2 separate regions of the Mus musculus genome follow, and region 1 is linked to region 2. Evidence: chromatin contacts called from ENCODE POLR2A ChIA-PET data. All regions are on one chromosome and are shown on one strand. The core of a region is the stretch at or near the end of the contact, and the rest is flanking DNA. Distances in the headings are between cores, read along the strand shown.

Region 1 (6,639 bases), core at 1,880-4,379, 140 kb before region 2:
ACATGTACTTAGTAGGCAGGAGGCCCTCTGTTTTATCCCCAGCAGCAAAAAGAGAGAGGGAAAATGCCAACTTTATGACTGCAGAAGATGTATGCAGATCAGACACACAGCTGGAGGAGAATGTGTTTTCAAGAGTCATGACCCTATTTCTAATTGCATCATATACTCCTAACAGGTATATAAATGGCTCCTGCACAGAAGGAAGCAGCTGTAAATTTGCACATGGAAATGCTGAACTTCATGAATGGGAAGAAAGAAGAAAGGCCCTACAGATGAAATTCAAGAAAGCACGGAAAGATCACTTAATTGCCCCAAATGATAATGACTTTGGAAAATATAGTTTTTTGTTTAAAGATTTAAAGTAATATGCTGGCTTTTATGTAACCCAATCAGAGCACTGACCAGAAAAATTGCAAGTGTTGAGAGGCACACAGCAGAAGAGCTGCAGATTTCTGCTTGATTGGCATCTATCGTTCCTCCTGAGCAGCAACCCACAGTAGATAGGAAAAAGGCTGTTTGACAGGCCTGGCTAAGCTCTTGCGGAGCCACTGGCATCAGATGGCGAAGGGACTTGCTGCCAGGTTGCTGTCTGTTGGACAGAAGCTCGGATGAGGTGTGCTGGGGAAGGGGTAAGGTTGAGGATGACTCTGAGGTCAGAGCCACAGCAGTGAGTGTAATGCACAGTGGGATCGGAGTACATGATGGATGAAATTCCTTATGTGTTTTAGTGGAATGAAGTTATTTAATATAATAAAGTCTGCTACTTATCTGTATGTAGGTTGCTAAAAAGGATTTTCTTAACTCAGATTTTTAAGCCAAATAACCATTTAGCACTAGTGTCTGTTAAATGGGTTTTTCTGTATTTGTCTGTCTCACTGTGGCAAGGGAACCGATGATGATCATGCACATCAATATTTGGAAAATAATCAATTGACACAAATTTTATTTCTTGGTCTTTTGCTGTTTAAATAATGATTTTTGAAAGATTCAACTTGTACTGCTGGTATTGTGTAGTGTATGGACCAATATTGCTTGTAATAAAAGATCTTACATAGAGATGACTTTCATAGTTTTGGTGTGGTCCTTTCTCCTTCAGGAGTTATTGGAACTGGGTTTTAGAGAGGTTTTGTTTGCTTTTTGGTGTGTGGGGTGCTGGGGCTTAAGCCTAGCACCTTGTCTGTGTTAAGTGGACACTGTGCCTTTGAACATAGAAATAGCTATGAACAAGACACATAGAAAAGCTCGTCTCCCTGCAGCCCTGATAGCTTTCAGAGGCAGGGAGCAGCAAGGAGGGAGGAAAGCAGCAGGGCAGTGGTTGGTGGGCCAGGGTGCTCAGCATGCTGCCTGTGAGGCAGGGGCTCCACGAAGAACCAGTCTGTTAGTTGCCTGATCAGAATCACTTCCTCAGGACGAAGCTCAAGAGGTAGGATGCTGAGAAGCCTAGGAAAGAGTTTGGGCAAACTGCAGGTTGTTAAGGTGAGTAGTGTGTGGGGTGGGGGTGGGAGATGGGGGTCACCTCCAGGACTCTGGTGATAGTATGGAAAACTAATACTAACTGGCACATGTTAGGACTTGGTTATCTCCATTGGGTGGTTTTGTTAAAATAATCTTACAATTTTATGTGTACAACATTATAACCAGTGCCCATGGAGGTCCGATCCCCTAGCACTAGAGCTATAAACTTTTATGAGCCTCGTGTGGATGCTGGGAATTGAACACTGGTCTTCTAGAACAACCAGTGCTCTTTTAATCACTGAGCAATCTCTCCAGCCCCACATAGGAAACATTTGATCTAGATTATTTTGCCCTCCCTACCAACTTTACAAAAAGATTTTATTTTTAATTATATGTGTGTGTACCTTGGAGGACATCAGATTACCTGAAGTATGAGGTAGTTCACTACCTGTAATTTAGAACCAAACTTGGGTTTTCTGCAACAGCAGTATTCTTACTACTGAGCCTTGTCTCCAGCCCCAACCAAAACTTTATTTTGAAATAGGGCCTTGCTAAATTTCATAGTCTGGCCTTGAAAACTCTATGCAGTCCTGGTACAAGTGGTCCTCTGGTTTTCTCGAGTGGTTGGGACCACAGTTGTGTGCCACTAAGCCTGGTTTAAAAAATTATACACAACTCATATAAACCTAATTTTGGGAGGAAAAATGAAGATAATTCACCCTGTATCTTAGGCTGGCCTTGCATTCTTATTGCTTGGAGGCGTGAGGCAGACAATGTCCTGACTCCAATACTTTCCAAACTTTAATCACGTCTGCTATGTTTCTGTGGATTTGCCCATCAAGCATGGGTCATAGAAATGGGATTACACAATATACATCCATCCTTTTACTTAGAGCTGGGTTCTTTTGTTGAATGTAATTACCACTTATCAGTACTTGTCTCAAGGTTTCTACTGTTGTAATAAACACATGAACAAAAGCTACTTGGGGAGGGAAGGGTTTGTTTTGGTTACACTTTACCATCATTGAAGGAAGTCAAGGTAGAATCCTGCAAGCAGAAACTGAAGCAGAAGGCATGCAGCGTTATTACTACCCCATTACAGAGCAGCCCGGTCTCCGTTTTATTACTGTGTCCTCCAGTCCTTCTCGCCTCTGCACGAGGCCTCCCCGCCCCACTTTCTGAAAAGCAGAGATAACAAACTGCACCCATGTCCTGAAGGGTCTGTCAACAGTGTTGACGCACTAGCGACAATCTGAGCCCTAACAGTACCCGGAAGGGCCGACCAACGGAAGGACTCGCTAAGGAGACACCACCAACTAGCTTCCGGACGCGAGGATGTAGCGTCAGCGCAGTGAATGAAGGACAAGGTCTAGCTTGAGTGACTGCAAGCCTGCGCAGAGTCGCTACAAGAGAGGCGGGACCGGTGGAAGGCTGACGCGGCCGCGAGTGCTGCGAGCACCCGCGCAGACTCCATGGGCTCGAGGGCGTGGCCCCCAAAGGGCGTGGCTTCGCGGGAAGCCGGCATTCGCGCAGGCTCCGAGTCGGAGGGCGGGGCATCTCTGAAGTGTGGCTGACGTGGAGAGTCCGGGTTAGTGAGCGCCGCTGGCTGCGAGGTCCGGGAGTGACGTGCGGGGCCGGGTCCCCGGGCCCGAGGTGGCGGCAGCGACGGTATAAAGCCGGCCACGGGGAGCATGTAATGTCGGAATGCGGAGGCCGCGGCGGCGGCGGCGGGAACAACAGCGAGGACGCCGAGGACGAGGGTGGCGGCCCCAAGGGCTCAGGCTCCCTCAGCCCTGCCGGGGCGGCGGCGTCCTTGGAGGGCCGGATCCGCCGCGGCTTGCGCGGCGCCTCGCTTATGGCGCGCCAGCGGCCAGAGCTGCTGTGCGGGGCCGTGGCTCTCGGCTGCGCCCTGCTCTTCGCCCTCAAGTTCACTTGCAGGTGAGGCTGCCGGGACTCAGGCTCCGCGGCCAGAGCTATGCCACCCCGGCTGCGCGGGGCCAGCTCGGGGCCTCCGGGGTCGAGGGTTGTTTGTCTTCCTCGGGGAAGTCGAGCCTGACCTTGCCTGCGACCACAGGCTTGACCTTCCCGGCGGCCGCGGTCCCCCACTCTCCTAGTTCGGCGTGGAGGCGTTTCCAGGGTGCTGCTCTATATCAATTATGTACCGAGGGCGTTTGGCCCTGTTTCTGAGCTGCTTCTCACCTGTTGGGGTCTCTCGGGGTGCACATGTCAATTCTTGCTCAGGCTATAATGCTCAGTTTTAATTCATTCCATTTTCCTTAATGCTTGCAGTGTGATGATTCACAAGCCATTTAGGGGTCTTAGTCGCTTTTGGGAATCCAGGCAAGCCTTTGATATACTGACAGTGCACGTTTGTACTGAGCACCCGTTAATGCTGAAGACAAAAATCCCCGTTCCCTGGAGTTCTCATTGAAGTGATGATATACAATAAACAAACACTTCAGAGACCTTAATAAGTGCTATGCAGGGAATAGAAGGATGAGGTTGGGTAGGGCAGAAAGGGCCTTCATAGGAAAATGGCATTAGCCACTTACACAAGGAAAGGAAGGGGCAGAGGTGGAAGAGCTGGGGTAAGAGCTATTACAAAACAGTTAAGTGCAAAGATCTGGAGTCTGAGCAAGCTTGGTCTTTTTGTGAAACTTGGAAAAGGCCTGAGTAGGCTGGAGTTTAGGAAGAATGGAAGCTAATGTGCATCTTTTCAGAAAATTGTGTAGATAGATACAAAGTTTATATTTCAATTATACTCCTTGCCTCAGATCATCAGTATATCATTTGACATTGCAGTTTATAAAATCTGTTATCACTTGACATATCCTCTTGGCACTTCTGTCCAGAGGGAGATTTATGTGGGCACAGATTGAGTGTAATGAACACAATATGAGATCCCTGAGGTCAAGATGGGCCAAAAATTAGGAGTTTTAGGGGGAAGAGACTCGTTTTTTTAGTGTTTGCAATGTGTTAGGTGCTATGCTAAAGTGTTTAAAGCCAACTAAAAGTGTTTGTCACCACACCTGGCCTGGAGTTTGAATCTTGAGCAACTAGACTGGTACTGTCTTTATAAGGAAAATACAGAAAGTATTTTACAAGGTGGAATGTTGCAACCTGTCATTTGGATTCATATTAACAGTCCTTTTCCCACGTCAAGGAATTGATTTACTTCAGTTTGCCCAGCTGTGAAAACAGTGCTCAGTGTTTGATCTGAGACACGTGACTTGGTGGGTGACCTCTGAGAGAAGATTGAAGAGTTTAAATCAGTCTGAGGAGCTGTCAGGATGAGCTCCTCAACTGCTTTTGGCTGGGAGAGAGAGCCTGCAGCCTCACTTCCTCAAGCATCTTTCTATGGTGCTGGCAATGGGACAGCCCTTTTAATAAACTCAGATGAATTTTTAAGGACTTTGTTTGATAGGATGGTGTTAAGATATTATGGTACAACTGACCCTGACATCTTTGTTGCTCTTTCCTTAAGATCTTTAATAAGGACAGAGGCTTCAGGAAGAATATATCAGGTCTGTTTTTCAAATTTAATTTTATTCATAGTACAACTCTGAAATAAATGACTGCCCTCCTCAGTGTTGAGTGCTTAGCTTAGTTCAGAGTAGGTGGTCTATAAGAAGGTGAATTTGGAGTTGAACCACAGTGAGTTACTGTGGGTGTTCAGGGCCTCTGATCTTTGCCCACTTCTGTTTATGGGCACTCAGTCTCCATGAATCCATTCTGCTTTCTTTTCTGTGTTTGTTTATTAGGAGTAAAGTGGCATTGTGTATAGTTGCCTTTAGGAGGGAGATTTAAGGTATAGATTTCATTTCAATCGAATTTACAAGCTAGCAGTATGGCTTAGTGGGCAAAGCACTTAACTGCACAAGCCTGACAATGTGAGTTTCATCTTCGAGCTCACGGTGGAAGCAGAGAACAGATTCAGGTTATCTTTGACTTCCATGGGAATGCCTGCACTCACACACATGTGCACAGGCAGTAAACAATAGCTTTTTCTTTTTTTTTCTCCTAAGACAGGGTTTCTCTGTGTAATCCTGGCTGTCCTGGAACTCACTGTGTAGACCAAGCTGGCCTTATACTCAAGAGATCCACCTGCCTCTGCATCCCTGAGTGCTGGGATTGAAGGCCTGGGCCACCACACCTGGCCATCTTTTTTGTTTTTAAACATGCCTTTATTTTTCACTACCAATTCTTGTTTTTGTTTGTGCTACACAAACTTAAGAGTTGTAGGAAGTCTCTGATTTACATGTAATTTTTGAAAAATGTAAAGCAAAACTTGAGAGATTGATGAAAAGGGTCTGTGGTAGAGCAGAGGGCCGTGTTTCTCTTTCCTGGCTGTTTAGTTTTTGTTTGGTTTGTGTTTTATCTGACTTTTAACTTTAAGAACTCCTCTGCACCTGTAAACAAATAATAAGTTGATGTCACCTGGATTTATCCCCAGATTGCATTATTTTATGCTAAGCGTGCAGGTTTTCTTTTTGTTTCTTTTTGGGCCTAGGCCTCATGTAGTCCAAGGTGATTTCAGACTCCTGATCCTACTGCCTTCTCCACTCAAGTGCTTTCATTACAGGTGTGTATAACCATGCTTGGCTTTAAATAAAACAAAAACCAAAAAACCAAACAAACACTGAATTATGTGTGTATGTCTAAATGCGCATCTGTGTGGGTTTGTGCACATGAGTGCAAGTACCCACAGATCCCAGAGGCATTGGATGCCCCAGAACCTGAGTCACAGGTGGCTCTGGGCACACAGGTGCTGGGAAGCAAGCTTGGTACTGCTCTTGTAGGTACTCTCCTAACTGCTGAGTTTTTTTTTTTTTTTTTTTTTCCATTTTTTATTAGGTATTTAACTCATTTACATTTCCAATGCTATACCAAAAGTCCCCCATATCCACCCACCCCCACTCCCCTGCCCACCCACTCCCCCTTTTTGGCCCTGGTGTTCCCCTGTACTGGGGCATATAAAGTTTGCAAGTCCAATGGGCCTCTCTTTCCAGTGATGGCCGACTAGGCCATCTTTTGATATATATGCAGCTAGAGTCAAGAGCTCCGGGGTACTGGTTAGTTCATAATGTTGTTCCACCTATAGGGTTGCAGATCCCTTTAGCTCCTTGGCTACTTTCTCTAGCTCCTCCATTGGGAGCCCTATGATCCATCCATTAGCTGACTGTG
Region 2 (6,722 bases), core at 80-2,579:
AGCCTCACCCAGGGAAAAGCAATTACATGACCATAATATGGTATTTCCTTTGCCAGGTGTGCTCCATTATACTTTTTGGTATAGAATCTCAATTGAACCAAGGCTCTCCAGTTCTGTAGTCTGGCTGCCAGCAAACAACAGGGATCTTCCTATCTCTCCCATCCCAGCACCGAAATTACAGAGGAGGATTTAGGAGGCAGGGCCTATCTGCTAAGGGTGGCCATTGAAGGTTAACTCTATTCCTTGTCTCTGATCACTCCCTCTTCTCCAGCCTGGTCTACTGTAATGTGAGTAGCATCGGCATAGCTTCAGCTGCCATAATCTCAACAGCTTTGCCAAATCTTTCCCACGGAGATGGACTGAAACCCTCTCACACTGTGACCCAAAATAAACCTTTTCTTCCTGCAGCCTTTTCTGTCTGCTACTGTGCTCACATTAAAGCAAGGGGATAAAATGTAAGCCATGCATGGTAACATACACTTTTAGCCTCAGCACTAAGGAGACAGAAGCAAGCAGATCTCTGTGAATTCAAGGCCGGGTGGGGCTACACAGTGAAACACTACTGTGAGCTTGTGTGCGCTCACGTGTGCGTGCACCCCCCCACCCCCCCCACACATGTACGTTGTAAGAATGTTTTTTTTTTTTTGTATGTGTGGGATGAGTTGAGACAGGGTCTCATTGTGTATCTGAGGTTGGCTTCAAACTTCCTATGTCTCTCAGATTAGCCACATTTTTTTTGAGAAACTGTTCAGCCGTAAAATGTGCTGGGCTTGTGGCACTATACTCATTTATGGGCCGCTGGGTATGAACCCTGTTTTCATGCATGCTAATGTTAGCCCTCTAACAGCTGAACTGCAGTCTGGCTAGTTTTTGTTTTTTTGAGACTGGTCTCACTATAAAGCCTTAGCTTGCCTGGAACTGTTTTAGATCAGGCCGATCTTGAATATACGCCTCTACCCTCAGTACTGTTCATCATATAATTTTATTCAAATTATAAACTTTCATCAGCTACATAACATACAAATGTTGTCTCCCATTCTGTAGGTTGTCTTTATGCCTTGACTTTGGTGGAGGTGTAGTTGTGGCTGTTAGAAACAAAGAATAATCTCTCCCCTCCCTCTCCCAGGCCTCGCGGCTCCAGAGTCCGCCTCCCGCCCGACCTTTTGGCCCCGCCTCCGCGCGCCCCGCCTCTCGCCAGCCCACTCAGGTCGTAGCTTCATCCCTACTCCTCCTGCCTCAAGGCTGTTACTCCTCCCCTCCTAGACCCCACCCCATCTGGCCCTTTCCAGCAAGCCACGCCCCGAAACATCTCCGCCCCCGGCTCGCCCTGCCTCCCCGGAGCCCTCCCGGCCCGCGCGCGCGGCCAGAGCAGACCTCCCGGCTCGACTGGCGGCGCGGGCAGCGGTGAGTGCGGCCCTGCTGGGTGCCCGGTGGGGAACACCAGATTCGGGGCGCTGGGCACGGGGCGGCAACAGAGGCGAGGGTCGGGCTTTGCCACCTGCCTAGAGTCCCGGGGCACCGCGCTCTCCTTGGGGGGCGAGCAGGGATGTCGTGGGACCCGGGGTGGCGCGCTCTGGGCGGGATTGAGGGCGAGGGGTCCCAGCAGTGCGGTTGTGTTTGGTTCTCAGTCTCGGACTACCCAGCTTCCGTCCGAACCTCACCAAATGATGCCCCTCGGGCTTATAGGAAAAGGCGCGACTTTCTCTAGTAACCTTTAGTATCTAAGTTGCGATTTGGAGAACGCCCCTGTGTGTACTCTGAAAGCAAAAGCGAATAGAGAAAAAGTAGAGTAACTTTCCAGATGCTCTTTAGCTGTTCCGGGCCCACGCGTCTTTTGCTCTTATCCCTGTGAGTTTCACACGGGTTCCCAGACCGGTGCGAGCGTATCGGAGAGCAGGGGAACTTCAGGATCGCGGAGTCTAGAGCCCAGGCGAAGGAGGACGTGACCCCCGCCTGTCCTGCCAGCCCAGTTCTTACTTCCCAGTGGTTTCCAGGTCCGTGTGGGTCTAGACGGTGCTTTTGATCGTCATTCGGTATCGTGCCCCCAGCTTTCCGTTGAGGTTTAAGAGGAAGAGGTGAGGAGAGCATGGGTGTGTTTTAGAAAGGGTCGTTTGGACATTCCCTACCTAATACTTTGTCGGGTTTGTGCTTCCGGAGAGTGAAGCTGATGTCATTCTCTGTTGGACTGAGCGGTAGTCATTGGGAAATAGTTTGTGGAAGTCACGGGGCTCTCTAAGCTCATCCCCTTTTTGCTGTTTTGAGACGGTCTTAGATAGTCCAGGCTAGCATCCCAACTCCATATGTAGCTGAGGCTGGTCCTGGACTTTTCTGCCTCCACAGTGTTGAAATTACAGGGTTGTGCCACTGAGCCGCTCCTCCAGCCTTTTCTGAATTAAACCGTCCTCCCCTGAGTGAGCTGAAGCTGGTTCAGGGACTCCTGGACTCCATATTGGAGTCCTTTGAAGGAAAATCATTTCTACCACTAGGTGCTTGCCTCCTCTTCTGCCCTCCGCTCCAGCCTTCTCAGATTGGCTCTTTTAAAGTAGAACTAATGCAGAGAGAAAGGAGCTGAGTGGTATCACTAATTCCTCCAGCGATTGGCTTTATCAGTTGGATCAGGATCCAGAGGGTGTGTCGCTTGCCTTGCCTGACCTAGAATAACACCCATACTTCATCTTCTCAGCCAATCCTTGTTCTGCCTTCTAAAGGTGTTCAGGCCAGCTCAGAAATATTTGTTGTAGATCTACTTACTGTGGGAGAGGCCCATTGTCCTCCTTCCTATTCCACTAAAGGCATTAATAATGAATGGTTTTATTCCTGCCTGAAAAAATATCCTTATGATAGTTTACTGAATCAAGTGACACAGTGATTGGTATCAGATCCACCCAGTGTCTTGAGTCTCTAAGATACTAGACTCCCTAGATAGTAGCTCCCTTCCTTTGGCGGATACATTCCTTTGTCCATCAATACTTTTATGGCCTGGCCGTAGGAGGGGAAAGGGCTACCCCTTGTCCTTTGAAAATGCTGAAAAAATGGCTCCTGGCCCTAAGTGGCTTATGCTATGGGCGAAAAGCAGGCGTGCTGTTGAAAAGTTCAGAGCTTAGCTCAGAATCCCAGCTTAGGCAATTGGGAGATGTTCCTAGACAGGGAAAGTTGTATGGGAAAGCTGAGGTCTGAGCACACTGCACATAAGCAGAAAGGTCTCAGCAGAGCTGCAGCAGAGGTGTAGACAAGTGCAGGATGGAACACAGTAAGAGCAAAACCTGCTGAGTGGAAGGGGCTGGCCATAGGCAGTTCCTGCTTTCCTGCCTTCCATTTAACCCAGTCATTCCTACTGATGTCGGCCTCACGCTGAAGTGAGAATGGGCAGAACCCCTCCCCCCACTTCAAGTTTTCCTGCAAATTTCCCTGAAGCTCTGGTGAGGGTGGAAAGTAGGAGGAAGCCCTGGAGTCTTGGCACCAGTCATTTGTATTTTGTTTGTTTTGGCTTTCTGCTGCCATGAAAATGGCCCCGGGAACCAGGTGGCTTATATCCACAGGTAAACAGACCCTGCTCTGTGTGTCGGTCTCTGCCATTTGGCCACCCATGGCTGGCTCTGAACTTGAGTGGTGTTTACCCACTGTGGAATTGGAGTTTGAGGTCAAGTGCTGCTTCTGGGGTCCTCATAACTTTGTTTTATTGTTGAGCATTTCAGTCTGGATAGTGATGACAGCATTAGACTCACTGAGAGTGTCACTTGACTACAGGTCTTTGAGAATTGTGTGTTATTTTGTTAAGTTTGTAGACAAGAAGGTATGGCCCCTGTCTCAACATCCTAAGACTCACATCCAAAATGCCTTCAACAAAAGACACATTAGAACAAAGACATTGAAACACAATTTGTTTGTACACAGATGGTGGGGCTGAAGCCAGTCTTTTTGCTCAATCTTTTTTGTTGTTGTTGTTGTTGTTTTTTGTTTGTTTGTTTGTTTTTTCGAGACAGGGTTTCTCTGTATAGCCCTGGCTGTCCTGGAGCTCACTTTGTAGACCAGGCTGGCCTCGAACTCAGAAATCCGCCTGCCTCTGCCTCCCGAGTGCTGGGATTAAAGGCGTGTGCCACCACACCCGGCTTTGCTCAATCTTTTTGGCCCTCTGTAAATTTCATTCTCCTGGAGATGGGGCAGGACTCCAAGGTTCTAACAGCTATGATCAGGAGAGAGAGAGGTGGCCTTTCCTCCCCCTCTTCCTCTCTTTAAAGCATGTGTATGGGGAGGGCAGAGATTCCTTGCTGCTCTTTCAGAGGACTTGAGTTTGCTACCCACCATCCACGTCAGTCAGGTCAGAACTGCCTGAAACTCGCTCCAGAGGATCTGATGCCATCTTCTGGCCTTTCTGGGCACTGCACTCATGTGCACATACCCACATCTGGACTCATATACCTAATTAAAAATAAAAATGAAACTTAAAGTTTTAGGTGCAGGTGTGTATATGTGGCGCCTAGAGGACAACTTCAGGGCTTTGGGTCATCTTCTGGAGTACTGCCCACCTCCTTTGAAGCAGGATCACTGGCCGGCTAGTGAGTACCAGAGACTGTGGCATCTGTCTCCCCAGTGCTGGGATTACAAGCGTATGCCACCATGTCAAGCTTTTTCTCTAGGTCCCGGAGATTATACTCTGGTCCTTAGGCCAGCACCGTTGTAGCCAGGTGGCTCCTGCAGGGTTCAAGTAATAGCTTCCAGTTATGACAGCCTTGGAAAGCAGTCCAAGTCCTTCACCTGCCCACAGGGAGGGGAGGCGGGAAGACATCAGGGGAGACAGTGCTTCTGAGAGCCAGGCAGTTCCGTTCCTGGTCAGCGTCGCTGATACGATGAGTGTCATCCTGAGCAGTTTCATTGCCTGCGCTCCAGTAGGTTAATCATTCATTGGGCAACAACTATCCACCTATTCCAATCTTTGTAGGGCATTAACTCCCAAGGGGTCAAGCCTAGCAGATGTGTCCAGGCTCTGACCTCATCACTGACACCACTGGAGAACCCTGCAGCCAAGTTACAAAAAAGGATTGTGTTGGGTCTCATTCTCCCTGAGGTGCATCTGGCCTCCAGGACATAGGTTGGATGAACCTGGAAGGCTCCAGAAAACCAGTGGTAGAGAACTTAAGCCATTTGGCTCATGGAGCCTCTTGAGCGACCTAAGTCTCAGAGTTTAGTGTGAGCTGGACATGGCCCCACAGGCCTCTCTCTCATTCCAGCCCTCAGGAAGTTGAGACCAGACTCAAGAAACCAAACTAGCAAACCTACAATAGCAACAGGAAACTTACCATTGACTAACTTAATCCTGATTCCAGTGAAATTTATAGACCATGTTCTGATATTTAAATATGTGTGTGTGTGTGTGTGTGTGTGTGTGTGTGTGTGTGTGTGTGTGCGCGTGCGTGTGCGTGCGCGCGCGCATGCTTTTTGTTATTTTGTTTTTGAGACAAGGTTTTTCTATGTAACCTTGGCTGTTCTGGAACTCACTATGTAGATCAGACTGGCCTTGATCTCAGAGCTTCCCCTGCCTCAGCCTCTGAAGTGCTGGGATTAAAGACATGCACCACCACTGCCAGCTTAAAATATTTAATTAAGAACTACCAGTAGAACAGGCAAGATTGCTCAGACGGAAAAGACACTCGATGCCAAGTCTTATGATTTGAGTTTAACCCTCAAAATCTATGTAAAGGCAGGCGAGACCTGCCTTCCGTAAGTCACCCTATGACCCCCATGCTTGTACTGTGTCATATGTGTATGCATGAGCACATACACACAAACTAAAATATAATCTTAAAATTAAACAGTAGAACCCAGCAGGATTTCAGGAAACGTGGGAGGTGAAATCTGGCATAACTGGAGCAAGCATGCGAAGCGGTGACGGCTTTCTTGGTTGGGTGGTCCTCTCCTCTCCCAGTGAGCCTGTCCTTTTCTTGCTAGCCTGGTTCAGGCTTATTGATGCTGTTCATGGGGGAGACTGGAATGTGGTTTCACGGGATCCGCAGGGAAGTGGTACACGCTGATTGTAGGGCACAGCTCCACTCACTGTGGAAGCGGTTTTAAGTGGTTTTCCAGTCCACAAATCAGTGTAATTTGTACTTGTGCTGTATGTGAACCTTGTGGCAACTTTATCTTTGCCTTGTGGGACACACGAGCCTACAGAAACCACTGAAATTCAGAAGATGGAGTTTGAAAACATTTCTGTGAAATATTTTACCAAGTTACCAAGAACTTCCGAGTCCCCCCCGCCCCCCCCACCGTATGGATCAAGTCTGTCAGGGAGGACAGACACCACCCAGCAAATGCCATTTCTTAAGCCCGAGGGTCTGACAGTGCTCATTTGTCTAGTCTGTCTTTCCTTCTCTGAAGTGTTTCAGGAACACCATTCTTTCTCCTTGTTTGGCCGTCAGTCATCACCAAGTTACATTTCATTGCAGTGATCCAGTTTTTGTATTTTACAGACTGCAGTTAAGAATGTTTAATCTCATGGACGTACAGTTCTAGCTTTAGCACAGCCCCGCTCCTTTAGGCACAGATTACCCTAAGGGACATTTTACTCCCTCTTCCAAGACCTCAAAGCCAGATCCTTTGGCCTTCTCAGCTAGTTTTCTTTCTTGTTTACAAACTAGGCCATTTTCTAAAGCTTGCTTCCATCTGCATGCCAGCTCCTCTCCACCATACTGGAGTCGTTTCTGTGATTTCCATATTTGTGCTAC

Evidence for each region. ChIA-PET counts read pairs that join two places held with the same protein, here RNA polymerase II (POLR2A).
Region 1: POLR2A ChIA-PET joins it to region 2 with 12 read pairs in Patski. The contact joins the promoter of Txndc11 here to the promoter of Litaf in region 2. POLR2A ChIA-PET finds 5 or more read pairs at or near these places in 2 of 5 experiments (Patski and embryonic stem cell).

What each region holds. Positions count from the first base shown.
Region 1 is chr16:11,131,022-11,137,660 of GRCm38, reverse strand. It overlaps Txndc11 (thioredoxin domain containing 11), which reads left to right and starts at 3,129. Exons shown (of 12, transcript NM_029582.2): 1 at 3,129-3,393. The coding sequence starts at 3,152. Zc3h7a (zinc finger CCCH type containing 7 A) reads left to right here. Exons shown (of 23, transcript NM_145931.3): 23 at 176-1,067. The coding sequence ends at 365.
Region 2 is chr16:10,987,728-10,994,449 of GRCm38, reverse strand. It overlaps Litaf (LPS-induced TN factor), which reads left to right and starts at 1,329. Exons shown (of 4, transcript NM_019980.2): 1 at 1,329-1,404.